Linked DNA regions of Mus musculus: all the other regions are linked to region 2. Evidence: chromatin loops called from intact Hi-C (ENCODE). Cell type or tissue: left cerebral cortex. All regions are shown on one strand. Each heading gives the region's core, and the rest is flanking DNA. Links, peaks and the distances in the headings are about the cores only. Region 1 overlaps Galm (galactose mutarotase). Region 2 holds the start of Hnrnpll (heterogeneous nuclear ribonucleoprotein L-like). Region 3 holds the start of Galm (galactose mutarotase). Region 4 overlaps Galm (galactose mutarotase).

The links. A loop is a pair of places that touch in the nucleus more often than their neighbours do. Peaks named below come from ENCODE experiments on the same cell type or tissue, not always from the same donor. Only the 100,000 strongest peaks of a DNase experiment are listed, where the experiment ranks them.
Region 1: a loop joins it to region 2, with 5 times the contacts of the local background. A loop is called at or near these places in 3 of 42 quality-filtered maps.
Region 3: it touches region 2 in a loop (2.8-fold over the local background); 15 of 42 quality-filtered maps call a loop at or near these places.
Region 4: it touches region 2 in a loop (4-fold over the local background); 15 of 42 quality-filtered maps call a loop at or near these places.

The regions. Positions count from the first base shown.
Region 1 is chr17:80,144,618-80,152,587 of GRCm38, reverse strand. Galm (galactose mutarotase) reads right to left here. Exons shown (of 7, transcript NM_176963.4): 3 at 7,402-7,608; 4 at 2,418-2,499. Among named protein-coding and RNA genes, the nearest start is that of Galm, 21 kb to the right of the region's middle. In left cerebral cortex, for the core only: a CTCF peak has its summit at 4,408; a DNase peak (open chromatin) is centred at 4,311; H3K4me3 peaks cover 711 bases; H3K27ac peaks cover 860 bases.
Region 2 is chr17:80,058,723-80,066,129 of GRCm38, reverse strand. It overlaps Hnrnpll (heterogeneous nuclear ribonucleoprotein L-like), which reads left to right and starts at 3,862. Exons shown (of 13, transcript NM_144802.4): 1 at 3,862-4,473. The coding sequence starts at 4,138. 4933407O12Rik reads right to left here and starts at 3,908. Exons shown (of 2, transcript XM_006525248.3): 1 at 3,558-3,908; 2 at 2,668-3,457. The coding sequence starts at 3,890. The coding sequence ends at 3,332. In left cerebral cortex, for the core only: CTCF peaks have their summits at 4,522 and 6,772 (motif pointing right); DNase peaks (open chromatin) are centred at 4,897, 5,128, 5,733, 6,246 and 2 more places; H3K4me3 peaks cover 4,531 bases; H3K27ac peaks cover 2,881 bases.
Region 3 is chr17:80,121,614-80,129,583 of GRCm38, reverse strand. Galm (galactose mutarotase) reads right to left here and starts at 2,113. Exons shown (of 7, transcript NM_176963.4): 1 at 1,679-2,113. The coding sequence starts at 1,868. In left cerebral cortex, for the core only: no CTCF peak of the experiment used is centred there; DNase peaks (open chromatin) are centred at 2,164, 2,582, 2,843 and 3,215; H3K4me3 peaks cover 1,063 bases; H3K27ac peaks cover 1,639 bases.
Region 4 is chr17:80,164,889-80,172,858 of GRCm38, reverse strand. The region is part of intron 4 of Galm (galactose mutarotase); the gene reads right to left. Among named protein-coding and RNA genes, the nearest start is that of Gm51284, 26 kb to the left of the region's middle. In left cerebral cortex, for the core only: a CTCF peak has its summit at 6,929; DNase peaks (open chromatin) are centred at 4,245, 4,736, 6,361 and 6,887; H3K4me3 peaks cover 774 bases; H3K27ac peaks cover 3,398 bases.

The DNA of each region.
Region 1 (7,970 bases), core at 1,448-6,447, 87 kb before region 2:
CCACTGGCCACCTATTTCTTTTTAAACTTAGGGACTATTTCACTCAAATTTTAGAGAAAGACAACAGGGTAGGCAAGCTGTAAATCTTGGCAGTTGCCAGGAAGAAGAGGATGAGAGGTCTGGAGAGATAGCTCAGTGGTTAAGAGCATTGACTCTTCTTCCAGAGGATCCAGGTTTAAATCCTAGCCCCCACATGGCAGGTCACAACTGTCTGAAACTCCAGCTCTAGGGGATCAGACACCCTAACACAGACATGCATATAGCCAAAACACAGATACACATAGGATACGGATAAATAAATAAACCATATTTTTAAAAGTAAGAAGAGGATAAGAAAAAGTCACACCTTTCATAATACTGGTTGACACCCAATGTATGGCTGGGGGGTGAGGGTGGGGACTTCAGAGAAAAAGCTCAGAGTGTCAGAGAAGCCATGGTCAGGCGTTGACCAGTCTAGTGGGGCAGGGGAGAGAAGGAAAATGAAAAGTTATGTTTTTCAGAGTTCAGAAAATGAAAGGTGTGGAATCCACAGGCGACACGGGAGTTCTGAAAGCATCTTCCCCAGGTAAGTTTCGGTTTGTTTGTTGTTGTTGAGAAGGAGCCTCACTAGGAAGCCCGGCTGGCCTGTAACACAGAGATCTCCCGGCCTCTACCTTCTGAGTGCAGAGATCAAATGTGTGTGCCCATGTACAGCCTCCAGTTAATTTTACAGCCACTGTCTTTATGAAATTCCCATCCCTATCGAGTTCCTGCTGCTAACACTGCTCAGTATGTCGGCCCCTATACTTACCTTCTTTCCTTGTAAATTCTTTAAACTTTATTACTGTGTATGTATGTGCATGTTTGATACACGTATGGGTGGACATGAACCATGGCCTGTGTGTGAAGGTCCGAGGACTACTTTGTGAAATCAGATCTTTCCTCCCATGTCTACGTGGGTTCCGGAGACCAAACTCAGGGCTTGCAACAGTCTGCACCTTTACCTACTAAGCCATCTCACGGGCCCCTCCCCTTCCTACAGTGGGCTGAATGACAATGGCCCCATAGGCTCAGAGCTTTGAAGGCTTGATCCCCAGTCAGTGGAACTTGTTGGGCAAGATTAGGAGGTATTGTTGGAGGCAGTGTGTCACTGGGGGTAGGCTTTGAGGTTCCAAAAGCCCACACTGCCCCCTCCCTTTCCCCTCCCTTTCCCTCCCTATCTCTGTCCCCCCTTCTTCCTCCCCTCCCTCCTTCCCTCTCTCCTTCCTTCCTTTCTTCCTTCCCTCTCTTCCCCCTTCCCTCCTTCCCTCTCTCCTTCCTTCCTTTCTTCCTTCCCTCTTTTCCCCTTCCCTCCTTCCCTCTCTCCTTCCTTCCTTTCTTCCTTCCCTCTCTTCCCCCTTCCCTCCTTCCCTCTCTCCTTCCTTCCTTTCTTCCTTCCCTCTCTTCCCCCTTCCCTCCTTCCCTCTCTCCTTCCTTCCTTTCTTCCTTCCCTCTTTTCCCCTTCCCTCCTTCCCTCTCTCCTTCCTTCCTTTCTTCCTTCCCTCTCTTCCCCCTTCCCTCCTTCCCTCTCTCCTTCCTTCCTTTCTTCCTTCCCTCTTTTCCCCTTCCCTCCTTCCCTCTCTCCTTCCTTCCTTTCTTCCTTCCCTCTCTTCCCCTTCCTTCCTTCCCTCTCTCCTTCCTTCCTTTCTTCCTTCCCTCTTTTCCCCTTCCCTCCTTCCCTCTCTCCTTCCTTTCTTCCTTCCCTCTCTTCCCCTTCCCTCCTTCCCTCTCTCCTTCCTTCCTTTCTTCCTCCCGGCTCCCTGCCTTGCTCCAAGTGGATGAGAGGTAAACTCTCACTATGACTGCAGCACCATGGCTGTCTGCTGCTACTCCGTCCATCATGGTGGTCATGGGCTCACTCTCTGAAACCATAAGCAAACCCCCAATTCAATGTTTTCTTTGATAGGTTGCCTTGGTCATGGTGTCTCCTCACGGCAATAGAACAGTAACTAAGACACTCATCCTGCCCAATACCCTTGTAAAGACTTTAAATTTGCAAGAGTAAACACAAAGCCACTGTTAGAGAACACACACACACACACACACACACACACACACACACACACACTCTTTCCTAGCGTAAGACCCGATATCCAGTAAAGTGAAGCCATTTCTCATATGATTTTTTTCACTTTGAATTTTTGAATTTACAGCAATGAGGGTAAAAACGAATGTATCTGTATTACACCTTTCATCAACCCCCCTCTTACCATTAACTTCTTGTATAAACGCGGTACAAATATCGAGAAGACTGACATTAGCATGCTAGTTAACTAAACTACCACTTTTACTAGGACTTCACCTAGCAAAGGCAAACATGGGAACAGAGCACACAGTAACAACCTTTCTGAAGCTGGGAACCATGGTTCTGCACAACAGAATAGTTTAAACCCACTGACCTGTTGGAATCAGAGTTTCATCCACGGGCAAATATGCATCTGCTGCAATGGTGACTTCATGGTCATATATATTTGGGGAGCCCTGGATAGGAAAAGAGAAAAAGAAGATGGGCTACTTGGGTCTTTTTTGGGGCCGGGGTGACGATTGAGAAAGGGTCTCTCTAAGTAGTCCTGATGTTTTGGAACTCACTATGCAGACCAGGCTGGCCTCAAACTAACAGAGATCCACCCAACCCTGCCTTCTGAGTGCTGGGATTAAAAATATGTACCACAGCCGGGCAGTGGTGGCACACACCTTTAATCCCAGCACTTGGGAGGCAGAGGCAGGAGGATTTCTGAGTTTGAGGCCAACCTGGTCTACAGAGTGAGTTCTAGGACAGCCAGGACTACACAGAGAAACCCTGTCTTGATAAAACAAACAAACAAACAAACAAAAATTGTGTACCACGCCCGGCTACTGGGTTTTATTTTACATATTCACTTTATATCTTCTGCAAAAATGTCTTCAAGCATTGACAGCTGACCAATGGCTATGATTAATAAGATCACTTAAGAGTAGGTAGAGAGAATCTCTATATAGCTATTGACAACTGTAGAGTGGTGGAGGTGGCTCAGTGGGTAAAGGAACTCATTGCCAAGCCTGTCCTGAGGACCCACAGGGTAGAAGGAGAGAATAGACTCCAGTAAGCTGTCCTCAGACCTCCATACGTGGTCCTCAGCAAGCATGTGTGTATCTATATGTACATGTACATAAATACAATTTTCAACACAAAAAAGTGACCTTAGCATGCGACTCTCTCACATACAAGATAAAAAGAAGGGGGGGGGGGTGGAGGGTACACAAGTCTTGCATAGCCAGGGACTGCTTCAAGTTCAGAGAAAGCCATCTGTCACTCTTCCCTGGCCTAGCTCCTATCCACAGGACGACATACTCCCTGTCATGCAACAGGGAGTCAGAACTGCAGTCCCTGCTTCTGGGAGTTTATTCTTTGGGGCGGAACCAACTGGTCTAGGAAGCCCGGGTCAGTGGTCAGAAGGCCCAGGGTTGACTCAGTTCTGGCTCTTGATGGGTGTCCCTAGGGAAATCACAAAGTCTCTGGAAACTTACTTGCTTTGGGAGACACTTTTCCCCGGGGCCCTTCTGAGGTACGGGTTATTAAGGTGATGTGCTGTTTGTAAATTGGAAAATCCTTTTATAATATGCAAACATACGAGCAATTTTATTTTTCAGTATCTTAGGGCCACACAGTGGAAAATAGGGAAGAGAAGGCAAGTGTGGGCTTCCGCCTTTATGATTGCTCAGAAATCAGGGAAACCAAGGGTTTTGCCCTAGAGAGGGTCATCTGCAACGCCTGGAAACAGCGCTGCTTGCTGTCTTCTAAACTGGAAGAGACCAAGGAGGCTGTCAAACATCCTACCAGCACAGAACCCCCGCTACCACCAAGAATCATCACCCCCCCAAAATGTTAGCACCAATTGTGTAAAACCCTTAGTGAAGTTCAGCAGATCCCGAAAGACAAAGGCTGCACAATCAAATGAGTCACTCTGAGAAGAGAGGCCAGAGTTCAGAGACTCGGGAGACTGTGTCTAACGCAGCAGAAATGGGTTTCATTATAAGGCTGGAGGCCGCTGAGTTAGCGTGGGTGACTGGGTATGAAGCCTTAAAGGCACTAGATCAGGAGCAACAGTCTTTCCACAGAGCTGAGAGTCCCAAAACACAGAGCCAAGCTCACTGCCTCTTCCACCACCTCTGAACACGAGTCTGGAGAGACGCAGCCCTGCTAACCTCACTCAGCAAGGGAAGCCGGGTGGAGACGCCCACTCTCTGGACTCCCAGCCTGGCTCCCAGCCCAGCCTGTGTCCAGCTCTTTACTCTCTTCTTCCGGGAGCACGCCTCTCGGCTGCCACTCCATCAAAAGAGATAACATCCCTACTTATAACCAGAGCACGGTTTTGGTTTCTATGGCTACGGACTGATTTCTTCCGTTCTGGAACTTCACAGGAATGGCACCCCTCAGTGGGCATTCTTCGGTGGCTTCCTCCTACTTCACAACGCAATGCTCTTGAGTGTGCCCAAGTTCGCCAGATCAGTGGCTTGGTCCTATAGCACTGCCTGACTTTACACACTTCTCCCGCGGATGAACATGTGCCTTATCCCCACTTGCTTTCACGACTGGCAAAGCTGCTACAGAATTTCCTTGACTGGCTTTTTCTTTCTTTCATTAAGCACGAAGGCAGGAAGAAAACCAACATAAAAACCATACAGCAAATAAATGGATGTGTCCGAGATGAAGGGCAAGGAGAGGCAATTGTATCGGGAGCCTGTTCTCTGAACAGCCCAGACAGTTCTTCACTAAAGAGAAGGAAACGCATTTCTTCTGTGTCTTCTGGTTTGGAAAATGCAGTGGTCTAGACTGGTGGAAGATTACTATCAGAATCAGTTCCTTCCCAGGCTGATGAAAACTTGTCACGAAACACTGGTTCCCACACAGACCTTGAAACTGATCTCTGAATTCATTTTTTTTTTCCTGGTAATTTCCTTTGACTGTTGCTTGTTGTCATTATACCATTTGCACGCTTAGTCCATTATGACTAGCGTGGTCCTTAAAGACCTTTGGATATAGCGATATGACTACTGCCTAATTCATCTCCTAACAACGCTTGCAGGAGGGAACAGACAAGAGATTTCTACCGGAGAGACACAGCAACTCCTCTCCATTGTCTCCCTTTCTCCCGGAAGAAACTAGACTTGCTGACCAATGTAGGCTAGTTAATATACTCAGATAAGAGGAGCCCTCGCAGTTGGGTTAGGTAGGGCATGGGCCACACTTTTGGCTGATGAGCGGAGCAAATCCTGTGGGGATGCTGCTGGACAATGTTCTGTTGTTCTTAGGAAAGGAATAGTACGGATGCGCAAGGGAAGAAGTCCTGTTTTATCTGTGGAGATGTGTATACAAGGATGAGACTTCTGGGGCTACGCAGCCATTCTGTGACTACAAGAGAGCAAGTCTGAGAACAAAAAGCCTAAACAGCAAGGAAGGGGCGGTGCTCTAGATGAGAATGGCCCACATAGACACATAGCCTTGAATGCTTGGGTCCGAGTTCGGAGAACTGTTTGGGAAGGATAAGGAGCTGCAGCCTTGTTGGAGGAGGTGTTACTACAGGAGGTGGGCTTTGAGGTTTCCAAAGTCATAACTGTTCCCAGTTGGTTCTTGCCTTCTGCTTTCTGCTGGTGGACCCGGGCCATGTCTACATGGCTGCTGCCATGCTCCCAGTCACGATGGCCATGGACTCACCTTCTGAAACTGTGCCCCAACCCCCAACAGACTCTTTCTTCTACAAGTTGCCTTGGCCATGGTATCTTTCCAGAGTAATAAAAAGTAACTAAGACAAAAGGAAAAAGGATAGATGGAAGAAACTGGGTCCTTGACGGCAGGCACATCTACGGAGTCACACCGGGACCACGCTGCTTGCTTTCCATCTCAAACCCTCCCTGATGTGTTTTCATGACTCTTTAGGCAAAGTCTCAATAGAAAACATGTTCCCTGAGTTTTGCAATAGGCATAGGCTGGGACAGAAAGAGAAAAGCAAAAGCCACCTGCAGCCTTCATGACTTTTCCATTCTCTGAGAAACAGGATTTCCCCACCCCCACCTGAGGTCCCCAACAGAAATAATAAATAGAAAATTCTATTCATTAAATCTAGAAGATGGGGATGGAGGCTCACACCTGTAACCCAAACATCTGAGAAACTGAGGCAGGAGGATGGCTGTGAGTCCCAGACCAGCCTGGACTTGCATTTAGAAGACCTGAGCTTTTAGATTACAAGACATGGTCTCAGTTTCAAAATAGTAGCTAAACTTTGTTGGCAGCACTTTATGAAGTTGTGGGTAAAAATATTGAAACCATCCTAGTAGCAGGACCCTGAACAACATCTATGAAATGAAACCCTCCTGGAAAACAAAAACAAACAAACAAAAACAACAACCAAGAACTGGTTGATGAAAATCAAAGATGAAAAAGAGTCGTATTTGTTATTCTGAAATTTGGAGATTCTGTAAGAACCAGTTACCTGCTATTTTAGGAAACTTCCAGCAGCAAAAACCAATAAAGGGTGAAAATGGAAGCCATTGCCAGCTGGTCATGACCACCAGCTCGCAGGAAATAGTGCCAGTGTGATTGAAGTGATCAGATAAGCTGATTTCCTGAGATGAGGAGGAAGTCATAGAGATAGAATCTGCAGTTTGGCTCCACATCTTATTGAACCATGGGACAGCCTCTTTAACAGGCTAAACAATTAGGAGGTCATGATTCAGCTTGCAGGGGGTTGCTAACTGAGGGAAGAGACTATCAAGTGGTTCTACACAACTCTCCGATAATCATTCAGGGTCCTGCTACTAGGATGGTTTCAATATTTTTACCCACAACTTTATAAAGTGCCACCGACAAAGTTAGCTACTATTTTGAAACTGAGACTGTGTCTCATCATCTAAAAGCCAGGTCTTCTAAATGCAAGCCCAATGCCCTTGTCACTGAATCTACCACACAGGACAAGACTGACAACCAGAAGTCCTGGGAGAGGCTGCAGGATGCACAGCCGGCACACACACACTACCTCTGGCATTTTTAGAGGGGCTGAGGCAAACAAGCTCATTTCTAATGCCAAGATGGGAGGAATTCCAGAGGAAGCAGAAGAACAAGGAGAGCAAATGTCAACAAGATGAAAGGGAATTCGTGAAAACACTAGTCACTTGTCAGCGTCGGAGACAGCTGCCTCACTCTCTTGGCAGGATGACATTTCACTCCCTCATCCTCTAAGACGAGGGAGTTTTACTGAACATCTATTTAAAGCCAGATACTACGCTGGGCCCTCTTGATCACCAAGAGCATAAGTTCATCTCCAAGATGGGCTGGTCTCTCCAGCCACACCCCTTGGTCATCGTTCTAGCACTCTGGTTACAGTAGGAGAGAATAAGTTCACTTACCTGGCCTGCTAGGTTGAAATAAGAATGGTTGGTCAGATTAACTGGAGTGGTCTGGCTGGCCTGTGCTCTGTAGTTGATTACAAGCTCCCCACCATCCAGGGTATATGTCACCCAGACTTTCAGCTCTCCAGGGTAGCCTTCCTCACCATCTGGACTGACTCGAAAGAACTGGACGCCATTGGTCAACACCTGAGGGGTCCAGAGGACCTAGGAAGAAATGTTTGGAGATGCTTAGTCACTGAAGTTCCCATTGAAATGCCACATTTCAATATTTAAAGAGCAGAGTCTGGAAAGGGGGTTGGTTATAAAGAAATAAAGTCTCCTGAATAACAGCCCAGAGCTGAACTCATCTAAAACTGTTTCATACACAAAGAGAAGGCTTTTGAGAGAAAACACTTTCCTCTTTATCTTCTTGAATTTCCTATATCTTCTTCTCCTAACTTTAAATTTATGTGTCTATGTTTTCTTTTGTTTTGTTTTTCCTTTGATTTGTTTTTTCTTTCTTTCTGGTTTTTTGTTTGTTTGTTTGTTTGTTTGTTTGTTTTTTGGGATACAGGGCTTCTCTCTGT
Region 2 (7,407 bases), core at 2,408-7,407:
AGCATGTGTGTGTGTATATTTATATAATTATTCACATGCAATAATGATCACCACTTATATGCCATTCCATGTGCTAACTACTGAAAGGGTCATGTTGTTAAATTCTGTCACAAACTCTTTATCAGAGGCATTATTATGTCTCTGTCCATTCTGTAATTAAGCAGTTTCAGACAAGCATAAGACAAAACAAAAATCCTGCTCTAGAGGTGCAGTTAAGAACATGGTTCTTAGCTAGGCAGTGGTGGCCTACGCCTTTAATTCCAGCACTTAGGAGGCAGAGGCAGGCTGATCTCTCTGGGTTCAAGGCCAGCCTGGTTTACATAATGAGTTCTAGGATAGCCAAGGCTACACAGAGAAACTTTATCTCAAAAACAAAAACAAAAACAAGAAAAAGAAAACACACACAAAAATGAACCTGGCTCTCTCTCTAGGACTGGAACCCAAGGAGTCAGATTCCAGAGCCAGGGCTACTTATTAATGAAAATGATTTAATGACTGTGATGTTACTACAATGAACATGTAGACCTAATTTATAGTTGCTTATCTTGATAGTAATTCATTCTCTAATTTATACCAACAGTATAATTCTGGGAAGTGTGAATAGATTATAGATTAACCATTTTAATTTGTATATGGAAATTTAATTCACCCCCAACAGTAAATTGCAGCTATAGAATTTACTATAATTTTTAAAGGTAACTTCTATTTAGCATGAGAACTGCATTTTAATTTGGCTTTAAGGGCTTTGAAAATTGAAAATGTTTTAACAAGTATTTAGAAAATTTACATAAATCCCAATAAACCTACGTGAATATAATTTGTTAAATTCACCTTTTGTATGCAAATCCAAAACAGCCAGGCATGGTAGTTAACAGGCAAAGCAAGGAAGATTGTGTGTTTGAGGACAGCACAGTATATTTAAGTAGTCAAACTCTCTAAAACAATAAACTCTATCTTATTTTGTTTGAGACAGGGTCTTTCTACATAGCTCTGGCTGTCCTGGAATTTAGACCAGGTTGGCCTTGAATTCAAGGAGATCTGCCTGCCACTGGCTCCTGAGTGCTAGGATTAAGGCATGCACAACCATCTTAAAGAAAAACAATCAAAACATTTAATTTCCCAATTCTACATTGCCATCTTTAATTAAAAAAAAAAAAAAATGTAGTCTGGGCACTCAAGCCCAGGGCCCACCACATGCCAGTGGCTTCATTTCCAGCTCTCCACGATTTGAAATAAAAATATGTTGGGAACTATACACTTCACCAGAAGAAAATTTCTCTGGCAAACAAGCTATAATTAATTTATCCTTCTTTCCTGGTCTTTGATACTGAAACTACTATAAAATGGGCAAAGAGAGGACTAGTACTGCTTGCTTTAATCCCAGGACTAGGGAGGCAGGGACTGAACTACAAAGTTACAGGCCAGTTAAGGCTCCTACAAAATAAATACCTACATATTCACATACATACATAAATAAGGACAGAAAGGCTAAAGATAACTAGGCTTTTAAACTTATTTTTTAGATGTATTCATTTATTTTATCTGTGTTTTGCCTGGATGTATGTCTGTGTACAACATGGATGCGTGGTGTGTTGGCCTTCCTGCTCAGATAGACCAGGAACCACACAGCTCTGAGGGGAGAAGGCAGCCCAGTGAAAGGGCATCCCTAGAAACAGGAGCTCAGGAACCACACAGCTGAGAGGAAGTCAGCAGAGGCAGTGCAGCTCTTAGAGAAGCATCTCCCGTGCTGACCTGAGGGGCTCAGGAGTCCCAGCCAGCCACACTCTGCTTCTTTGCATCCTTCCCTTGTTCTCTTGTTTCTTGCCCTCTTCCGATGAAAGAGTCATAGCAGGAAGCACATCTCATAAAAGACATTTATTGGAAGGTCGAATCCAGGGGGAGGAGAGAGGAGTCCAGAGGTGGCTGCCCTCTTTGCTCCTGGGGAGAGGACAGCCGGGGATTGGACAAAAGGCAGGCACATAGAGGATTTCTTAGGAGGGTGGAGACTTCCAGAGTCAGGATTGGTAGGATTTCAAGTCTTGATCTTAGGGAGTTCAGGGATTGGCTGGTTTTCCTGCTCAGTGATTGGTGCTTTTTCCCCCCACCCACTTTGTTTTAACTGATGCCACCATTTTGACAGGTGCGGCCATCTTGACAGTCCCTGCAGAACACTGCTCAGTGACATGGTGACTATGAAGGTGTCAGAAGGGAGAGCATCGGATCCCTAGGAAGAGCACCGGGAAGCTCCTATGCTTCCCTGAGGGCTGCACCGCCTCTGCTGAGCCACCTCTCCAGCCCTAAACCTACGCCTTTTAGATCTTAGCTTTTAAAACTTTTGTACCTGAACTTTCTTGCACAGAAACTTTTGCACTGTCAATTTGTATGGAGCATCTGACTCAGACAAAAACTTTTGGGCAAAACTGGTGCAGTGTTTTTCTGACTGCGGATGCAGTTGCTCTCGCTCAGGACGTTTCCTTATCTGTCCCCAGCTCTGCAATTCCTTCTTTGATATTTCTTCGGTACACGTCAGTCTTATCTTAATTTTAAAGACATATTTCTAATTTTCAGTTCTGCAAGCGGCCTCTCTCTCTCTCTCACACACAGTGGTACAGTTTGCAGAAACGCTTAGATTCCTTAGGATTCTAAAATGACAAGCGACGCAAAGTATAAAGGAGAAAGCAACATATGTTAAAAGAACGATCACACATCTTTCTGGGGGAAGAAATGCCTTTGGGGGAAAAAAAACAGGCTAGAGGAGGGAACAACCCACAACTGGGAAAGGAAGAGGTTCAAAACAAGTGCGCAGAACGAATCTTAGTTTTCCAAGGCTTAAAGTAACAGGGCACTTAGGGCGCGGTGGGTTTCTTGCTAGCTAGACACCATAATTTCAACCCAGTAAGTTGGTCACTGAAATCCATTCGGGGGTGGATTGGGTTGGGGTGAACTGTACTGGAACTAGATTATAAAAATGAACACAGTACCTGCCCTTAAGCACGTCCAGTTTTGTTTTGTTTTAAAACAACACCTTTAGTTATTCAAAGGCCTTTTGCAAATAGAAACAGCTAAAAACCTTAAAACAGTCTTTAGGCTTCACAGAGGAAGTGAGTTGTGGGCTGGAAACGAACAGGATTGTGAGAGTTTCCTATTTTGGAAAATGAAGACGATCATTCAGAACAGTGAGAATAGGGGTTTTAGAGGAAGGTTGAGAATATGTAACTGCAGCAGGGACTTGGATAGGTATGTCTGCAGCAATAGGTCCGGTTTGCAGGTCACCTATGCCCTGCGCAGACCTGTGTGCATCATCTCGCTGGCTCGCCACAGTCAGTAACAGCTAACGGTTGTTCTGTTTAGTTAGTGGCGCAGAGTCCACGCGCTTTCGGGGGCTGTGTGTGGTTAGGTGCGCGGAGATTCTCCAGGTTTCCCTCATCTTTTTAAAGATTCTCCAGGTCTCCCTCATCTTTTTAAAATGAAGAAGAAAAGCATTCAAATTAGCGGGAAGGCGGTTAACACCCACAGCCCCGACTCTGCCGAACGCATCGCCGGCTCCTCACATTCACCCGGTATCTCAGCGGCGGCCAGGGCCTAACAGCGCTAACCGCCACGGGGCTGCAACCGCTGCGGAACCGCGCGCAGCGGGCGTTGCACGGTCCCGACCGGAGCCCAGCGAGAGTCCAGGCTGGGATTCTGACGAGCAGTTCTTCCAGCCAATTGGAAGCCAGATCGACTTTCGCTCTTCCAATAGGAGGCGGAAGTTCGGCAAGGGGGCGGAAACTCTCGGGCCCTGGATCCCATCCCGCCCGGCGGCAGTCAAGGCGGGGTGGAGGCTCCGCCTGAGCGGCGGGGAGCGGATCAGGGAGGAGGGAAGACCGGAAGCCACGGCCCGGCCCCATCCTTACTTTCGCGTCCCCCCCGGGGCTGGGAGCCGCGAAGCTGGCGGAGGGAGAGGCTGGAGGCTGGCTGAGAGATAAAGGGAAGCGTCCCCTCAGCCCGCGCTCCCTTCTCAGTCACGGGCTCCTGGAGCGCGCCGCGGAGGACGCCGGGCCAGCTCAGACCCGCGCCGAGGAGGCGCAGCCCGCGGCGGGGACCGATCAGCGACATCTGAGGCCCGTCTCCCGCGCCGTCTCCACCGCCGCCGCCATGTCCTCCTCCTCCTCCTCCTCCCCCAAGGAGGAGACGTACGAGGAGGACCGGGAGTTCGAGAGCCAGGCCAAGCGCCTCAAGACCGAGGAGGGAGAGATCGTCTACTCGGCCGAGGAGAGCGAGAATCGCCAGGAAGCGACGCCTCAGGCGGGGAGCGATAGCGACAGCGGCGGCGGCGACGGAGGCGACGGAGACGGAGGCAGCGGCGGCGGCGGCGACGGCGAGGAAGGCGAAGGTGGAGAAGAAGGCGACGAAGGCGACGGCGATGAGGGAGGGAGCGGCGGCGACGAAGGTGGCAGCGGCGGTGGCCCTCGGAGCATGCCCCTGTCCACGGTAACAAAGCGCGGCGCCGCGCCGCGTCCCTCCAGCAGGGCCCGGCGGCGGGGGTTCGGCCTGGCCGCCTTTGCCGCTGCGTGCACGCCGAGCGCGTAGCTGGCGACTCGGACTGATTCTTTCCTTTATTGCCCACGATCCCCGAATCCCGAATGCCGGCTTTGGGTGGGCTTGGGGTGCCGGGCCTCCCGGAGTCCGGGCCCTGAACTTGGGGAGGGTAGCGGGGTGGGGGCGGCGGGGGCGGGCGGGTGTCGCTTCCGCTCCGGGAGGCTGCGCCGCGCGCCCTCGGCGGGATCCGCTCTTTGTTAGTTGAGCAACTCCGGCTCCGAGGCTGTGCTGGGGACCCGGCCTCCCCGACCCGCATCATCCTCACGCTGGGCAACCATAACGGGAAGGCTCTCGTGGCCTCGTCTCCGTGGGAACCGCGATGCAATGACAAATTGCGCCCTCGTGCTCTCCCCGTAGTTTAGCCCTCGCTAGTTTAATATCTTTCTATAGAAAAGGCTTTGTGGGCATGGGGTTCATTCAGGCCAGGCAATGGCCAAGATAAGTTTTCTTGTTACAGAAATGAGTGGGCCGGTGATCTAAGTGTGTGTGTGTGTGTCTGTCCCTGCTGTCAAATAAAAGGCGTTCAGATGACGAGAGTTCTTCATTCATAATGTACTTCAAGTTTGTCCCCCACAGAAGGAAATGAATGCAGAGCTGTGGGAATTCAGTCACACATTCCTCGAGTCCTCCTTTATCAGAAACGTTTAGCTGGAGGCTGGAGGAATGTGGACAGCGCAACCCACAACTTCAGTTCCATGGAGACTTTAAGGAAACAAACCAATCCGAACGGTTTTGACTCTTTTGGGGGCCTTTAAACGGTCTTGACGACTTAAGATATTATTTAAACACTTAATACATTTGAGATCAAATCTTAGCAGAAGTTGACGAAGTTATGCACACCTTCCAAAAATTAAGGTGTTCCAACCCTTTTTAATCAGAAGCCGCTTATCTTTCTAAAGTTCGAATTTTTGTTGGTCTAGCTTAAATAAAAAAAAAGTTACATGTATGGGTTCATAACAAGTACCCATGGCAGCCTAGTAAGGTTTTAGTGTTCCTTAGAGGTAGAGTTACAGGTAGTTTCATTGCGACTCACCAGATTCGAGTGCTGGGAGTCAAGCTCTTGGGCTGTCTTTGCAAGAGCACTGTGTGCTTTTTGGATGAGCTCTTTCTTCAGCTCCTGTTTGAGTAATAATAATAAAAAATTACATTCATTTGTGTTGTGTGCTTTGGAGCATGCAGGCGAGTGTGGAGGTCAAAGGACACAGCTACTTCCATCCTGTGAGTCCTGGCAGACATTCACCACCTGAGCCACCTCACTGGCCCAGTGGGAATTTTTATGTAAAAATTCGGATAATTAGAAAAGTAAAATGTGATGGATAAATTTGACCATATCTTTTTTTTAAAGGAGTCTTTTTTTCTTGTTGTCACTTTACGGACACAGCTGGTTCTTGGCCTTCTGGTCAAGGTCAGCATTGGTTCCTTGCAGTTATTTGGATTTTTCTGTCAAGCTTTTTGAGATCCTCAGAATATAACTTGGAAGTATGAATATAGGAGATGATTTTCTTAGAGATTCTTAAGATCATAATCAAATATTGTAAGATTTAGAAATAGGAATGTTACAAAAGATGTTTTGCCAAAGGCCTTGGTTCTTTTGCCAAAAGCCTTGGTTGTTTGTGCAACACTATAAAATGACTCTTAAGTGTCTTGGAAAGATTCTTAAAGCAGTTGGCAGGAGAGATGGATGGCTCAGTGGGGAAGAGTGCTTGCTAACGCCTGAAAACCTACAGTTTCAGTTGCCAGAGCCCACATGGTAGACATTGTCCTCTGACTTGTATATGAACTACTTGGTGTGCTCACACACACACACACACACACATTTATATATATATAAATATATATATATATATGTGTGTGTGTGTGTGTGTATGTGTGTGTTCACACACACACAAATTTTGTTTCAAAAATAGTTAACATTATTTTTGAATGCTAGTGAGTAACGTAAGTCAAGCAGTGGAAGTGGCTGGCATTGGACATGGTTGGTCAGGAGTCTAGTCTTAGCATACAGTTTTTGTGACCTCGAGAAAGATTTCTTAGTCTGTAAAATATGAACGTTGGACTGTACGTGCTTTCCTTACGTGAAGCTGAAGTTAACTAATTCATGCAGCTTTTAAAAAAAATTTTATTTATTTTATGTATGTTAGTACACTAGCTATCTTCAGACACACCAGAAGAGGGTGTCAGATCTCATTACAGATGGTTGTGAGCCACCTGTAATGGACATTTAAAAGCTGCATTAGAGCTGGAGAGATGGCTCAGTGGCTAAGAGCACTTACTGCTCTTCCACAGGTCCTGAGTTCAATTCCCAGCAACCACATGGTGGCTCACAACCATCTGTAATGAGATCTGACGTTTCTTTTGGTGTGTCTGAAGATAGCTAGTGTACTCACATACAAAAAAATAAATAAAATCTTTTTTTAAAAAAAGCTGCATTAATTAGTTCTGAGCCATCTCTTGAACCCCCCCCTTTTCAAAATTTTTTCCTTGAAATTTTCAGTACCATTTTGAAATCATTGCAGCTATGAAACATTGTATATAATTAAGGTATAGAGTCTAGTACTTCATCATGTTGAAATACAGTTTTCATTTAATTGAAGAGTTTAGCTCAACGTAAGTGGTCCTTAGCCTATAGAAGAAATAAGTACATCTGTAGTCAAACTGTTAGAATAAATGCAGATTAGGTACAGTAATGAACTATCTTTTTAACTCTAATTGGAAATTTGTGAAGTGAAAAGTAAGATTTAAAGGATTCATACTCTTGACTTTTCTTGATTTAATAACTAAGTTTAAAGAAGAGCCTGAGTAAGTGGTAGCAGTAGTCTCAAGTGT
Region 3 (7,970 bases), core at 928-5,927, 65 kb before region 2:
CATGCCCAGTGAGGCAGAGACAGATGAAAAGAGCAGGTTCCCACCTGCTACCTCTAATCTCTTCCTGGTTCTGGAGTTCTAGGCCTCATATCAGATTCCCCCTCCACTCCACTGTAAATAATCTCTTGGCGATTTTATTTCAGCCCACAAAGGGGCTATTTTCCTAGCATAGAGGAGTGACTCTGTAGTTTCTAAAACTTTCTCCATCACCTGTCTGAATATAGAATGAGGAGCCAAGTCTCCACACCTTCCCACCAGCCTGTCTCTTATAACAAACAGCCTTCTCAATTAAGTTACCAAAGAAATTCTGCTGGGGGAAAAATAATAATCTTCAGGGCTGTGGAGGCTCCAGGACAACAAAGACATAAAGACAGCCAGCCAAGAAGAGAACATAAAACTCAGCAATCCTCTTATAATGCGTTTTGACAAGATGGGGGGGGGGCACATTAATTGCCTAAGGGACAAGTAAAAAAAAAAAAGTAAATAAGACAGGGTTTTCCTGTTGATCCCAAATGAAGAGCCAGGTTAAACATATGAAGAACCAGTTAGGTAGAAAAGGAACCACAAGGAAAACCTCAAATCCCCTTTTGTGGTACAAAGTTTGTTTACACCCATTACTGAGCAGAGCGAATTCATTCTCTTTCCATTTGCCCATTTTACTTCAGGGTTTGTTTTCTGTCTGGTTACGTGCAATGCTAAGGAATGGCAAGATATAATTTTTTCTCCTGCTGCAAATCAAACCGCAATCCAATGATTTAATTATGTAACTATTGAGCTAAAGTCTGAGCTCCGCGCCCCGCCCTCCCCCCCCCTCCGTAAACTGCAAGTTGAAAATGACCTTTGTCTATCTTGTTGAGTCCACTGCATTAACAGAGCTGTAAATGCATAAATTAAGATAAAACCTATGCGTGGATCAAGATGAAACGGCTGGCTCTTGCTCCAGGACAGCTTAGGCAGAACGAGGCCCTGTCCATTTAAAACAAAACAAAACAAAACAAAACAAAAAAACCCCACAAACACAAACAAAACAGACAAACAAAAACAAAAAGACATGCTGCGAATTGCGCAGCTGATCCTGATGACTATGTCCACGTCTTAGGAGGCCTTATTTCTACCCCTTTCATTGAGAACATGTTTCTGAGCAGATGAAGGACATTGTGCCCTACCTACATTGACCACAACAGCCAAGCAATCTGATGGGTTTACATCAGTCCTAAATTCTAAAGCATTTCTGCTCAAGGAGCCCTCAGAGAAGATTTGACAAGAGAAAGAAGGGAGATAGTAGCAGGCGCCCGTCCGTCTTTGATTTTCATTCCTCAGAAAACCACAAGCGAGGAATACATGCAAACCGCCCTGTGCCCCACAGTTCTAAGCTCATTCCAGGGAGTTGGTCTTTCTCAGCTGACTTCCTCGTGAACAGTGACAAAGTCTGACTAAGGGGGGCCAAGTCCTACAGCTATTTGGATTAGATCCGGTTTTTTTTTCCAACCTCAAAATCCTGTTAAGTGGCTTACATGAGCCCGTTCACGCGCTTCCAAGTAAGACTGCTCCAAGCTTGGGGACCTCAGTCAGGTCCCGTGAGTGACTGGAAGAACCCAGTGTACACAGGATCAGGAGTGTGTGCGGGCCTGTTTGACAGGCCAAACCGTTTAGCAGTCCTGGGCAGGACGCGACCCACCTTCCAATTCCGCAAAGCCAAGCACCACGTCTGAGGCTTTCCCCTGCCTGTCTTTGACCTGCAGAGCAGTGATCGTGCAGCCCCATGAGATGATGTCCACACTCAGCTGGTCTGACCGAAGCTGGAATTTCTCCACTGTCCCTCCCCCCGAGGGCAGCTCTCCAAACACGGTTCTGGTCACCGAAACCATTGGGAAAGTTCAGGGTGTGCAGCTTCTCCTTGCTGTTCAAACTCTAGCCTGGATCACGTTTGGAAAGATAAAGTTCCCGGGAGAAGGGGAGGAACTCAGACTAACTCCTCCCCTTTATTGCCTGGATTTAAACAGTTGACCACTCCTGGGGTCGGGGAAAATGCTCCGATGCCTTTTTAAAATTTTTCCTTTATCCGAGGTAACTGAGAAGCAAACTTTCCAGTTGAGTTTGCTGGTCTTTTCCTTCTCTAACCCTGACTGCAGTGCATGTCGGGAATAGTAGTCTTTAAGAAAATTGCAATTGCATCTTGGGGCATGTAGTTTAAAACGAACCAACTTTATTTTGCGCAGGTGCGCGCGCGTAAGGCATCTTTAGGGGGTCAAAAAAAGTCTCTCTCTCTCCTCTCCTCTTCTCTCTCTCTCTCTCTCTCTCTCTCTCTCTCTCTCTCTCTCTCTCTCTCTCTCTCTCTCTCTCTCTCTCTCTCTCTCTCTCTCCTCTCTCTCTCTCTCTCTCTCTCTCTCTCTCTCTCTCTCTCTCTCTCTTTCTCTCCTTTCCTCCTTTCTGAAAAGGTTCTCTCTTGTCCCTAATGGGCTCTGAAGAAACACATCTGGTGGGCAGGCTTGGAGGCCCGCTCCTTTACCTACTTTTCATCATCTCTTGGGCCATTCTGGTGTGGATTATCTGGGACTAGATTTAAAGAAACTGAAGGTTTGATGGCTAAGTCTGACGTTTCTCCTTTGTTGGCCTAGGATTAGGAAAGTGTTATTAGGATCCTCAGTAAGATCATGAGATTAAAATACCTCAGTCTTTCATTGCTTAATCTACAGCTCTAGATGGATTCTGGCTCTAGGAAGAAGAGGTCTGGGAGCCTAAAGACGTGTATAACTCAGTCTATCTGTATTTCTGGTCTTGATTTAGACACGGTGAGGGTGGAAACGCATCTGTGGTTAGAAAAACAGGAGAACTGAGCTCATGTTCCTGTAATCAAATGCCAATAAACAACTGTCTCACTCGTTTCTGACTGTGAAATATGAAGGAATCTTAAGCATTCATGCTACAAAGCCTCAATTATCCCTCTCGAAATTCGGGAAACTCTGATAGGAAAGAAAAAGAGCTTGCAGCAGGCTTTATTAAAGTACAATATCTAATATCAAAAAGACCCAAACAAGTCAAATTACAGACTGTGCGTCCCCTCACACAATAACCCAAAGGCACTCTTGTACACTGCTCATCACACACTCTTACAGACTCTGCAAGTCTCCTCAGCCCACTTACCGTGTGTGCCTGACTTATACACAGGCCCTTTCAACAACACTGTGCTAGCAACGATGCCTGAGAACCCTCTTCTGTGAGTGGGAAGACCACAGTTTTTATTTCTCAGCCTCCAGTTCTCAGTGTTCTGCCAAGCTCATGCTGCCAAGGGAAGAAAGACACCTTGGGTGGCTAGCACCAAGTGTAACCAGAGACGTTCCTATTGCTTAACTTGGCGCATGAAGTGTACCATATTTCCCTAAGATGTACAGGGTACGGGTCTTGATTTTCTTTCCCTGTGGCTTTGAAGTATTTAGAATGGTAAACAAGACTACCTTGTGTGAGCTGCAAACCTTGCTCCTTTTTTAACCAAACAGTCCATTTTCTTAACCTCACATCATTATTCTACATGCAGAGCCTTAATCGACAGCAGTGTTCATGATCACTGTCTGCAAGGAGGTCAACATCAAAGCAGCAATGGAGGAATGAACCATTGTTAAATACTACCAGCTATTTAATTTTGCTTTTTGGATAAATCCTGGGGGTTAAGTTAAATAGTACAGACTGTGGTGATATTTTTGTAAGAAGAGTTACTTAGCTTCTTTCTCAACCAGAGCAGAGGTGTGTAATACAACCAATTCAAACTCATCCCCAACTAGTTTACAAATAAATTAAGAAGGCTGGGCTGATTCCATGACAGGCTTCAGATTGGCAGTTCAGGACTATGCCTAAGAGCTGGGAAAGTCCAGGCAAGCCCAAGCAAGTCAGTTACCAGAAAACCAAACCAAACCAACCAACCAACCAACCAAACAAACAAACAAAAACCAGGCTTCAGACAGCTAGTTAGAAACTGCCGAGCTATCAGAAGCTGCCCAAGCCACATGGCCCGAGGCAAGGAAAATGGGTCAGCAGCAGTTTCCAGACCCCGTGCCCCATTAATGGTTCTGGAATGTCCCGAGAGATGGACTCAACAGATTAAGATAGAGGTCACTTCCCCTGGAATTCCTCTAAGGTGCAATAGCTCAAGCCTGCAAGCTCACTTCACGGTGTCTCTATTGTGGTAAATCTCCAACCCCAATAAGCCCAAGCAAAAACATAACTCAGTTACAAAATGTATAAGCTGCATGCCTAAATTGGGCAGATTACCACTACACTACTCTATTCCCCAGCTGAGATTCCCTTGCCACTTGTGGCTTCTCTGTGCCATGTGGTTCTGCTCCATCTTCCTTCCACATCCTCTTGCTCTGTCTTCTTCCTCCCTCATCCCTGCTCTTCTCCAACTCTCTAAAACCTCTAGCCCCACCTTTCCCTTCCAGGGACCAATCACAGGCTGTAGCCTTTACTTGACTAGTTAAAACAGGGAGAATGTTCACATGAAATTACCTGAGTATATGATCTCCTCCTCTTAGGGGCAGCCCCTCTTGAGGAAGCAGAGTTAACATTAGAATACAAATAGTACCAGGGCATCCCACAACACTCTATCTTGGTAATGGGAGCCCCCAGCACACTGGACTTAACTTCTGCAGAATAAAACACTTTGTGTTTTATATACTATTATATATAACACTAGTGTTATTTAACAAACACTATTTTTTTTTTTTTTGGTTCTTTTTCGAGACAGGGTTTCTCTGTATAGCCCTGGCTGTCCTCGAACTCAGAAATCCGCCTGCCTCTGCCTCCCGAGTGCTGGGATTAAAGGCGTGCGCCACCACGCCCGGCCTAACAAACACTATTATATATTGTGTTTATGTACTATTTGAGTTGGGATATCATTCTTCAACAAATCAAGGATCCTTACAAAATGAAACTCAGACTGTGGTTATTTTATTTGGTTTTGACAATTTCTGGGGAAAGAGGGGTTTAACCCCTAATCTACTCTTCTAACTGCTGGCCTGGCTACCTCCCCAGCGGTGTACCCCAGGCTGTTTCTCCTGGCCATGTGTTCACGGTCCACCTCCTCTAATGGTGGCTTCCTCTGTCTTCCTTGTTCTTCCTCCTCCAGCCTCACTACCGCTAACTCCTCCAATAATTGCCTGTAGCCAATTTTATTTAACCAATAGTTTAAAATCAAGGAACAAAGTTTGCACAACAAAAGCTTATAAACAGGAGAAGTCACTGGCAGGCCTAGACCTTCAGGTATAGAATTTAGCATTACAATGCATAGCAACAGACCAAACCTTAGCAAAGGTGCCAGGCTGAACAGTTAAAGAATAAGGCTTGAGTCCGGCAGTGGTGGCGCATGCCTTTAATCCCAGCACTTGGGAGGCAGAGGCAGGTGGATTTCTGAGTTCGAGGCCAGCCTGGTCTACAGAGTGAGTTCCAGGACAGCCAGGACTACACAGAGAAACCCTGTCTTGAAAAACAAAAAACAAAAAACAAAACAAAACAAAACAAAAAAAACAAAGAATAAGGCTTGCTCCTTTTCAGTGGGGGCATAGTCCTCTAAACAAGCCAGAGGCCTGAGGATATGTGAGCTCATGGACCCTGGGTTCTTCATGATACAAAAACTTCAGGATGTACTGCACCCAGGACCTCAGCTCCAGAACTCACAAAGGTGACTCTGAAGCCTTAAGCTATTGACAGGCAGCTGCAATAGGAAACTCTTAGTCTATCTGGAAAGACACCGGAGGCGGTACTCTTCCACCAGGTTGATCTGTTCCCTGTTTTCTCTCTCTCCTTCTCTTTCTTCCCCTCCTCCTCCCCCTCCCTCCCCCCACAAAGTCCAGGCTCCTGCGCTGTTTATTGTTGGCACGCCTCCTGTCACACAGGACTCATTCATTACAAGACTCAATTTTATTATCTTAATTTTTGGAGCACTTCATACATAAGTATTAGATTTATGTTATTCCCGCCCCTTCAACTTCCCCTAACCCTTCCCATGTCCCTCACTCTCTCACAAATTCATGGCTTCAGCTTTTAAAATTATTAGTCACATATATACATTATATGTACGTAACCTACCGAGTCTAGTTACTGTTGTTTGTGTGGACATGTATTTAGGGCTGATCACTTGGGACTGGGTCATTTATTAGGGATGCTCTCCCTGCAGAAGCTGATTCTCCTCCTTTAGCACCCATTGATTGGTTGCCTGTAGCTCTTCATCTAGGGATGAGGCTGTTAGCATTCTGTCTAAGCTCCACCCCACTGTTACCTGGCAATAGCCAGGTATGCTCTGCCCCACAGTTACCTGGCAACAGTCAGGTAGGCCGATCCACTATAAAAGGGGCTGCTTGCCCCTCCTCTCTCTTGCCTCTTGCTCTCTTGCTTCTCTCTTGCCCTCTTGGACTTTTCCCTTCCTGCCTCCCTTCCCCATTCCCTTCCCCCTCTCTCCACAAAGAATGGTACCCCGACCTCTACTTCTCTTCTCTTCTCTTCTCTTCTCTTCTCTTCTCTTCTCTTCTCTTCTCTTCTCTTCTCTTCTCTTCTCTTCTCTTCTCTTCTCCTCTCCTCTCCTCTCCTCTCCTCTCCTCTCCTCTCCTCTTCTCTCTCTCTCTCTCTCTCCCCCCCTCTGCTACCCTCTAAACTCCCCTCTCCATGCCCTGAGTAAACTCTATTCTATACTATACCATGGTGTGGCTGGCCCCTCAGGGAGAAGGGATGCCTTGGCATGGCCCGTTGAGACATCCCTTCCCCCATACCTCACACCCCCCATAGAAAGTATCCCCTTATATCTCTTTATCTTTTTATAGACACATCAGAGGCCTTCTAAAATAGTTCTCATCCACATTAACATGTCAACTGGTGCTATCATTATGCAGGTCTAACTTAGGCAGTCATTTGTCAAGATTTCATGGGTGTCACATGTAGAAGAAACTGTCTTGCAACAGATACCAGACTCGATATTTTCACACACACCACACACCATACACACACACACACACACACACACACACACACACTCTAAAAAAAAAAACAAAAACAAAAAAACCCAATCCCCCCAAAACTCGAATTTGTTATATTTAGGTTCAGAGGAAAACTACCTATATCTAAAACCCAGGAATACTGGGGAGACTCCACCAAGTCCACAAGAGGTAGAGTTCTTTGTGGTTCAAGTCAACCTAATTTCATCAACCATTTTGGATTGTTCCTGGGGAAAGCAAGACGAAAGGCACAAGAAGGTTATTCAGAAAGATGACTAAATTTGAACATGTATGCATGCCATTAACTTATCAAGTATTGATGAGTATGTCCCAAGAAATGTGCTAAATGATAGTTACACATTAACAAATTAAGACATGGTCTTTGCTTTCAAGGAACTTACTATTCAACACAATATAATCCTCTTCTACCTTCTAAAAGACTCCTGTAAAAATTTCATTATCTACCAGTGCCCAATGAAGCAATGTACTGAGACTGGCTTCAAGGTTTGTGGATGTTTGAATCTTGGAAGTGGTGACTAAGGAAGAGTGTGTCAAAGACCAGCTTTGATATCCAGGGTAAACTAAGGTGGGGCTTACAGTCTTGATTGACTTCCTGAATGCTCCTTGGGGTGCCAATGAGAATTTCTTTTCCGGGCTGATGAAGAATTCCTTTAGGGGCTGCAAGAGGCTAGTGAAAAAAATTTCTCAGGAACAGCAAAGGGCCATTGAATAAACTCATTGGGGGCCACAGTAGGCTGGTAAAAAAAGGAAGAGAAACGGGAAAAAGAATCATACACACACACATACAAATATATACAAACACAGACATACGCACATAGACACATGCACACAGACAAACACAGACACACATAGACACAGACACAAACACACAGACACACACACAGACACACACACATAGACACATATATACACACAGACAAACACACAGACACACACACATAGACACACACACAAACACACACACAAACA
Region 4 (7,970 bases), core at 1,959-6,958, 110 kb before region 2:
GACACAAGCTAGACACATTTATATAATATTGCACAGATCCTAAGAGGTTCTGAGCTCTTACAATTGAGGGTGTAAGTAAAAGACATATGAAGCGGAGACTTAAGGGTTCTTTGGAAAGTCGGTTAGATGGTGTTTTGCTGGGGCAAACACGTGAAGGAACGTCTTTGCTGAAGCAGATCCAGGAAAGAGGATGCTCTGCTAAAGCAAGCACGAGAAAGGACACGTGATAAAAGATTCATTGCTAACAACACACATGTATTCATGCACCTTACATTATAGAGTTGAGCTAATTTGTCAGGACTCTGTAGAGAGAAACTTGCCAAAAATAAAAAAATAAAATAAAATAAAACAACACTTCTGGTTGTGTGCTACAGTTTCTTGCTGCTTCTGAAGACTCGGGCTGATTGGCCAAGTGATGTCAGCTGAGACAGATGTACATGCTAAGTAAGACCTGTGGAGGACATGTGATGTTTGGAGAGAAGACTCCAGGGACAATAACAGGCTTGCTGGTAGAGCTAGCTGTACAATGCTTGTTGGTCTCCAGTCTTTGCTGATCTTCAATTCGATGAGAGAGAGAGGCACAGCCGAGAACTTCTGGCATCCCTCCTGGTCCCTCCTACTGTCTCCTGCTGAGGCTGAGGTCTGGCTGTCTCTGCTAGGTAGTACCATTGCTGCTGATTTGTGTTTGCTATCCTGACTCTACTGAACTGGACTGTTGGTGTATCCATGAAGTGTTTGCGAGTGTATTGATCTGCCACTGCTGACCTGTGAACTGAACTGCTGATTTCCAGACAACACAGACGGGAGTTGCTCCAAAAAACTTTTCTAAATAGATTCACTTCCCCCACTACCTCTGGTGGATGGTGGGCTAAAAAGGGAGGTTAAGATGTTTAAGAACCATCATCAGAAACAGGTTTTGAGCCAGGCATGGTGGCGCACGCCTTTAATCCCAGCACTCGGGAGGCAGAGGCAGACGGATTTCTGAGTTCGAGGCCAGCCTGGTCTACAGAGTGAGTTCCAGGACAGCCAGGGCTACACAGAGAAACCCTGTCTTGAAAAAACAAACAAACAAAAAAAAAGATTTTGAAAAAATGAAAGTTACAGACACAAGAAACAAGGAGGTAGATGGTAACTTGCTTCTTATGAACTCTTGATCAAAAATGGGCCACAATGAAATAGTTGTATGCTTTCTCTGTGTGTGTGTGTTTAATAGCATTGTGCTGTACATATATGCTGTGGCATGCATGCATCCCCTGCCCGCCCTAGCACAGACTTCAATTTCCCCATTTATAAGATAGCGCTAATACGGGCATCTACTTGGCACACACTTAGCTTGTTTTGTTTGTTACATACATGTGTGCACACATATGCGCTGAGAGAAGACTGTCAGAGCATGACCAGTTTCATTTTAGAATAGGATATTTCTGTTCTGTTTTTCACTTTTCAGTCTTCATTATTTAATCATTTAGAATAATGGGTTTTAAACTGTGTGTCGAGTCATGAATTCTCTTAGGAATACTGGAGGAGTTACAGAGTTTCTCTCCAGTACAGTGCATGTGCACACACAGAAGTTCCCCGAGAACGTCCTAAGCCCAGGTACACCTCCCTTGTTTAAGATCCCTGACCTGCAGGCTACAGAAGACAGACTTCCTATCCAACGAAGTATCACAGAGCATGCTGCCCTCCCCTTATTGGATGCCAAAACTCACAGGTGGAACGCTGCAGTTACATTGCCAGGCACTGGTCAGGGAGCCAGTCAGGAGTATACTGGCTGATTTCCTCTTAACAGCAATTCAGCAAAGAGTCCAGATACCATACCAGGGCCTCCTGCAACATTATAACCCCTCCCTTTTCTATCAGCGCGTACAACAAACACACAAAGGCGGAGATGCTTCAGTCAGTGTGAGCAAATCAACAGTTTTCAGAAATAGCAGGGCAGTGAAGAATTGAAGAAAGCAGGACTCGTTCCTAATGACAACTCCCAAAATAGGGCCAAGTGGGGCTGCAGAGACTAGGTGCGTACCCCTGGATTTCGGTGGGTATCAGAAGTCATCATCACTGAGAGTGTTAACCCCAGTTCCCTGGAGCATCCTGCTTCCCATCCGGCAGGCAGACTCCACAGAAGGAGTGGTCAGGACTGAACCATTGTTTTTTTAGAAAATAATTGTCAAAAAGATTTTTATTCTATAAGTGTTTTCCTTGCACCCATATGTGTGCACCACATGTGTGCCTGGTGCCAATGGAGGTCAAAGGGCAGTCAGATCCCCTGGAACTGGGGTTACAGATGGTTGTAAGCCATCATGTAGGTCCTGGAAGCCACACCTGGGTCTTCTACAAAGGCAACAAGTGCTTTCAACCATTGAGCCATCTCACCACCCACTCACTTTAAAAACTTTTTGAGGTAATAAGTCAGTATGTAGCACAGGCTGTCTTCAACTCCAATTTATCAACTTCCTGCCTCAGATTTGACAGGTGGTGGTGGTGATGGCACTTGTCTTTAACTCAGGAGGCAGAGGCAAGAGGATCTCTGAATTCCAGGCCGAGGTTATACAGAGAACCCCTGTCTGGAAAAAAAAAAAAAGAAAGTATATATTTTTATATCCACCTCAGGCCTGCAATTTTATTTTTGAAACAGTCTAATAATTGAATTTTATTTTTCTGTGTACAGGTATCTCTTGCCTGTCTGTTTGTCTGTGTACCACGTGTGTGCCTCCTGAGTTCTCAGCTTCCTCAAATGAAGCACCCGGTGATACTTATTTGAAAGGGTTGTTCAGGGGTTAGGAAGCACTCAGCTGGTAGACTAGTCATCTAGCCTGGGGTATATGAGACAGCTTCAAAATAAGTAAGCAAAGAAAACAACAGCCAGGATGTGGTATAGCGTATCTGTGATACCAGCGTGCCAGGCATATACATATTTAACCTCACACTCGGGGATGGGGGGTCGGGGTAGAGACAGGCAGATCTCTTCAAGTTTGGGGCCAGCCTGGTTTTGTTTTTTAAGACAGAGTCTCCCTGTGTGGCTCTGGCTGTCCTGGAACTTGCTCTGTAGACCAGGTTAGCCTTAGACTCAGATCTATTTGCTTCTGCCTCCTGATTAAAGTCCTTTGCCACCGTCACCCTGCATAGGCCAGCTTGGTTTAAGTAGCATGTTCAAGGCCAGTTGGAACTATACAATAAGACTCTCTCCAGAACCAAATTTAAATAAATATTAAAAAAAGAAAAAAAAGCCAGGCGGTAGTGGTGTAAACACTTACTCCCAGCTACACTTACTCGGGAGGCAGAGGTGGATCTCTTGAGTTCAAGGCCATCCTGGTCCACAGATTGAGTTCCAGGACAGCCAGGGCTAAAACAGAGAAACCCTGTCTTGAGAAACCAAAAGGAAGAAAAATGAAAAGCCTTTTCAATACTTTGACCCGGTGGACAATGAGCAAGGTGATATCCTTCCCCAGGGACACCCAGCTGCTGCTGAGCTCTGGGATCCAGATGTGATGCCTTCCAGCTGTGACACCCCAGGATTACTGGGGTGTGAGACAAAAGCAGCGAAGCTGGGTGTCGACTTGCGGAATACTCTGTGATATTGGGTTATTTTTTTCTTCTTTCTTTTAAAACTTTTAATTTTGAGACAGCGTCTCATATCGCCCAGGCTGCCCTTGAGCTTGTACAGCTGAGAAGGCTGACCTTTTCTAAGCCTGCCTCTACCACCTGTGCTGAGGTCATGGGTGTGGCCACCACGATTGGTTTTATGCAGTACCGAGGATGGCCCAGAGACCTCATTCATGCTCTGTGGCATTCAACCAACTGAGCTTCATCCCCACCCATTTGTGTCTTAATAGAACTTTCAGCTAGCCTGATTTAAGGAAACCGCTGGCTGAAAGCCATTAGCTGAAGACTGACTTGAGGAACACACGTTTAGTGATGGAGCCCACGAATGGCGTGCTAGAGGGAGGAGGGAGAACACAGGGAGCTACTGTCCACTGGAGACCATAGAGGAGCTGGGGAGAGCAACAGAAGGGGAGAAATGGTGCCAAAATGAGAAAGCAACATACGCTCCTGCAGGCTAGCTGGAGCTTTGTTGATAGCTGCTTGGAAGGAGACTCAAGGACCACCAGCAGCAGCAGAACATGCCTCACCTACGGGCTTGTGAGAATCACGGACCCAGTAGCTCAATCAGAGAATGCGGAGGCAGAATCTGTATTTAACGACCTCCCCAGTGATTGGTATGCACAGACCTGAGCACTGAGGCGCTGCTACACAACGGGAAAAAAAAAGATAGAGGGAAGAAAAGCTGGCAACAGGAAGCACTCCCGAGCAGAATTCTGGTCTCCATGGGGACGGCCCAGCTGTGCTTACAGCCCAGCTGCTCCAATTACGTCTGTCTCTTTAGCTAGTCAGGTTGGGAATAGCCAGAAAGATTTGCATGAGGAGGCCTGCAGTAATGGGGCTCCTGGGCACAGGTATTCGTCTGATATCTAATTAAGCCATCTTGGTTAAGTCATCTCCTGAATGGCAGTTATTATTTTAGGAAGCGACATAAAGAGGATGATAATGAAAGGTGACACCCTGGGTGGGAATTCTTACTTCATTCCAGCAGCCAACAAGGAAAAGCACCTTGGGACTTTCCTGTAGAGGTAGCATTTTGGAAACATTTCACAGACCCCTCGGTCTCAGCACTCCTCTGCACTTTTCCTCTGCTGTCTGGTTGTGTTGATGATGTCATTCCGATACCATGTGGGTGGGTCCCGCTCTCCCCAATCTCTTTCTCACTCCACTGAGGGCTTTCTGATTTTTTTGACTCTGACTCAAAGGAAGGAGGGTGTCGCTTCCAGATATGACGTGACATCCACAGCAGGAAGAGCTGAGCTGAGCCGCAGGTCACTTTCAGATGAGAGGGCAATTCTTCATGGTTAACCCACATAAGGCATTTCCTGACAGTGTTTTTCCATCTTAGATGGCCATCAGCACTGAACACAGGGATTTGCCATTAGTTAAGAAGTTCACTCTGCCGTGGCTCTCTGCCCAGCTGTGGCCTTCATGCCTTCTGGCTGTACCGCAGGTGTGAGGTTCCAGATAGGTCTGATCTTCTCCAGAGACCGCCAGGTCCCTGGTGTCACCGTATTTTCTTACTATGTATCCTACCATCCTTCACATCCTTTGATACTTATGAAAGACCCATTGTCTACAGCCTAAGCTACTGGCTTAGTGACCTTTCTTGACCTGTCTAACACTCTGACCTCCTGCCCTTGGATCTGACAGAAACCCTAACTGTGGGCCAATCCACGTTCTTTGTCCAGACTTCTGAAAGAACCAGGAGAAAATTCACAGACTGAGGCTATTCACATTCATCATTTGGATTCCCCAAGTTCTCCCACAACCATTTCAGTTCTCAAGTCAGTTTCCCTCTCCCTTAAAACCTTTCTACCTTGAGTGGTACCCAACCTCTCCGTGACACCCTCTCCCCTCTTCCCTGCCTCTTCCCTTTCTCATAAGCTGTTGAGGATAGACAGACCCCACCCCCAGCCCCCAGGCCTCAAGGATTCTGTGTTCAAGTTACCTTAGCTGATAACAGCTCACAGGCCCACACTCTCTGACACAAACTGGCTTCTGCCCTGATCACGCTATCAGGTGGGGTTAGCTGGGACAGATTCTCCTCTGCTCTCTGCCTGGCCATCTTCCCACCACCGTCCAGCCCATCTTGGTTTTTTGAGACAGGGTCTCTCACTGATCTGCAGTTTGCAGATTTGTCTAGGCTGGCTGACCAGAGAGCTCCAGGGAGCCCACTGTCTCTACCTCCTAAGTGTGGGGTCTATAGGCATGTTCTACTAACACCCAGTTTGTATGTGGGTTCTGGGGCTGGAACTCAGGTCAATAAGCATTCAATTGAACTAACTCTCCAGCCCCAGCCACCTGATTTTACCTCCTAAATATAAAATCCCCTTCTTCTAGCTGACCCCTGCCTTAGGTCCCCCTTAATTCTCACTTGGATATTAAGTAGCTTTCAACTGGTCTCTGTCTCCAGTCAAGCCCCACTCTTACAATATTGTGAGACGGTATTTCTAAGCTGACAATGGTGTGAAGTCGGTCTCCTGGATTCAAACACTCCAAAGACCTCCATGAGGTCTAATGTGCAAGCAGAACCCTGTTCTCTGGTGCTGACCCTGGAAGAGCATGAGCCAGCAAGTGAACAGCTTAAAATTTCCACTCTACGGGGCTGGAAAGACAGCTCAGCCGTTAAGAGCGTTGACTGCTCTTCCAGAGGATCCTGGTTTAATTCCCAATACCCACATGGCGGTAATTCTAGTGCATCTGTCTGTAATATCTAGTTCCAAGAGCTCTGACACCTCCACACAGACAAACATGCAGGCAAAACATCAGTGCAATAAAATAAAAATAAATTATATATTTAAAAAACTTGTCACTCGAGTCCTTGCCTTGTCTGACTTAAAAAGTCCATCCTACTTCAGTGTTCCACGCTTTGGCTTCTTCACTCTCTTTATTTGTAGATTCTGAGACACTAAAAAACTTCTCAAAAATAGCCTCCCCCCGTGCTCAGTTAACACTGGAAGTATTAACGTCTACCACACCTCGAGCCCCCATTAGATTCTTCTACTCCCTGGGAGCTCCTCCAGGGCTCCGTTCTCTAAGAACGGCCCAGTCTTAGGTAGTATGGAAGGCAGTGGGCACCATATGAACCTGAGGTTGCTCTGTAAACTAAGCCCAGCCTCTGCTGCAATGATTCATCCTCTTTGGAATAAAGGACTCTGAGGAGCTCTGCCCACCCTTGTCAGACCTGTAGGAGGGGAAGGCACGAGTGTTAAATCAGAACTCTGTGGGTAGTGATCAGAGCTCTAGCAAATAGCTTCCATCATGACAAATTCACATGACGTGAGCCTGCAGTTCTCACAGGAAGCACACGGAGCCTGGCCGAGTGCTTTCCTCTGCGCTATCTTCCTGCCAAGTTTCCAGCAGGCTGGCTTATGTTCGCCAGTCTTGAAGCAGTGGGTGATGTGTTTCTGGCAGGGAACACAGGGAGCTTTGGGAGGTATTTTGGAGGCTCACAAAGCTGTTCTTGGATCATTCTGTGGAAAGGTCCTCAGAAATGTGTCCCCTTGGGAAGCACCACTGCCATCAGGAAAGGTCCCTGGGTCCTCTGTGACCTTTTCGCGTACTGTTTAGACCTGGCCTAGAACAAGCAGCTTTACTGCCACTGCTTGCTTTGTTTGTTTGGTTGTTTGGCTGGTTGTGCGTGTGTATGTGTGCGATATACATTGAGTATATGAGTGTAGACACATGCATGCCACAGTGAGCATGTGGAATTCAGAGGAAAAATGTCAAGAGTCAGGTCTCTCCTTCCACCATGTAGACTCCAGGGCTCGAACTCAGGCTATCTGGCTTGGTGACAAATGCCTACACCCATCTTGCTAGGCTTTTTCCTATCATCTATCTATCTATCTATCTATCTATCTATCTATCTATCTATCTATCTATCATTATCTATCATCTCCCTATCTAGATACAGGCTATTGCTATTATGCATCCGGAGCTGCCCTGAATTTGCTATGTATCAAACTTTCAGTAATCCTCCTGCCTCAGTTTCCAGAGTGCTGGGGTTACAGATGTGTACCACCATGCCTGGCTTTAATTTCATTTGTGCTTTATTTTTATGTGTCTGCATGCATGTCTGCGGGTCAGATACGTGCTCTGCCTGCATGTATGTCTGACCATCATATCTGTGCAGTGCCTGCAGAGGACAGAAAGGGGCAACAGATTCCCTGAAACTAGAATTACAGACAGTCGTGAGCTACTACTCGGGTGCTGGGAATGGAACCTGGGTCCTCTGGAAGAGCAGCCAGTGCTCTTACCCATCAAGCCATCTCCTCAGCCTTGCCTGTCCTTCTGTGGCTGTAGCCTCTCTTGATTGAGGACACAGCCTGTGCTACACAGTGTTGCATGGTCCCAGTGTAGGCAGAACT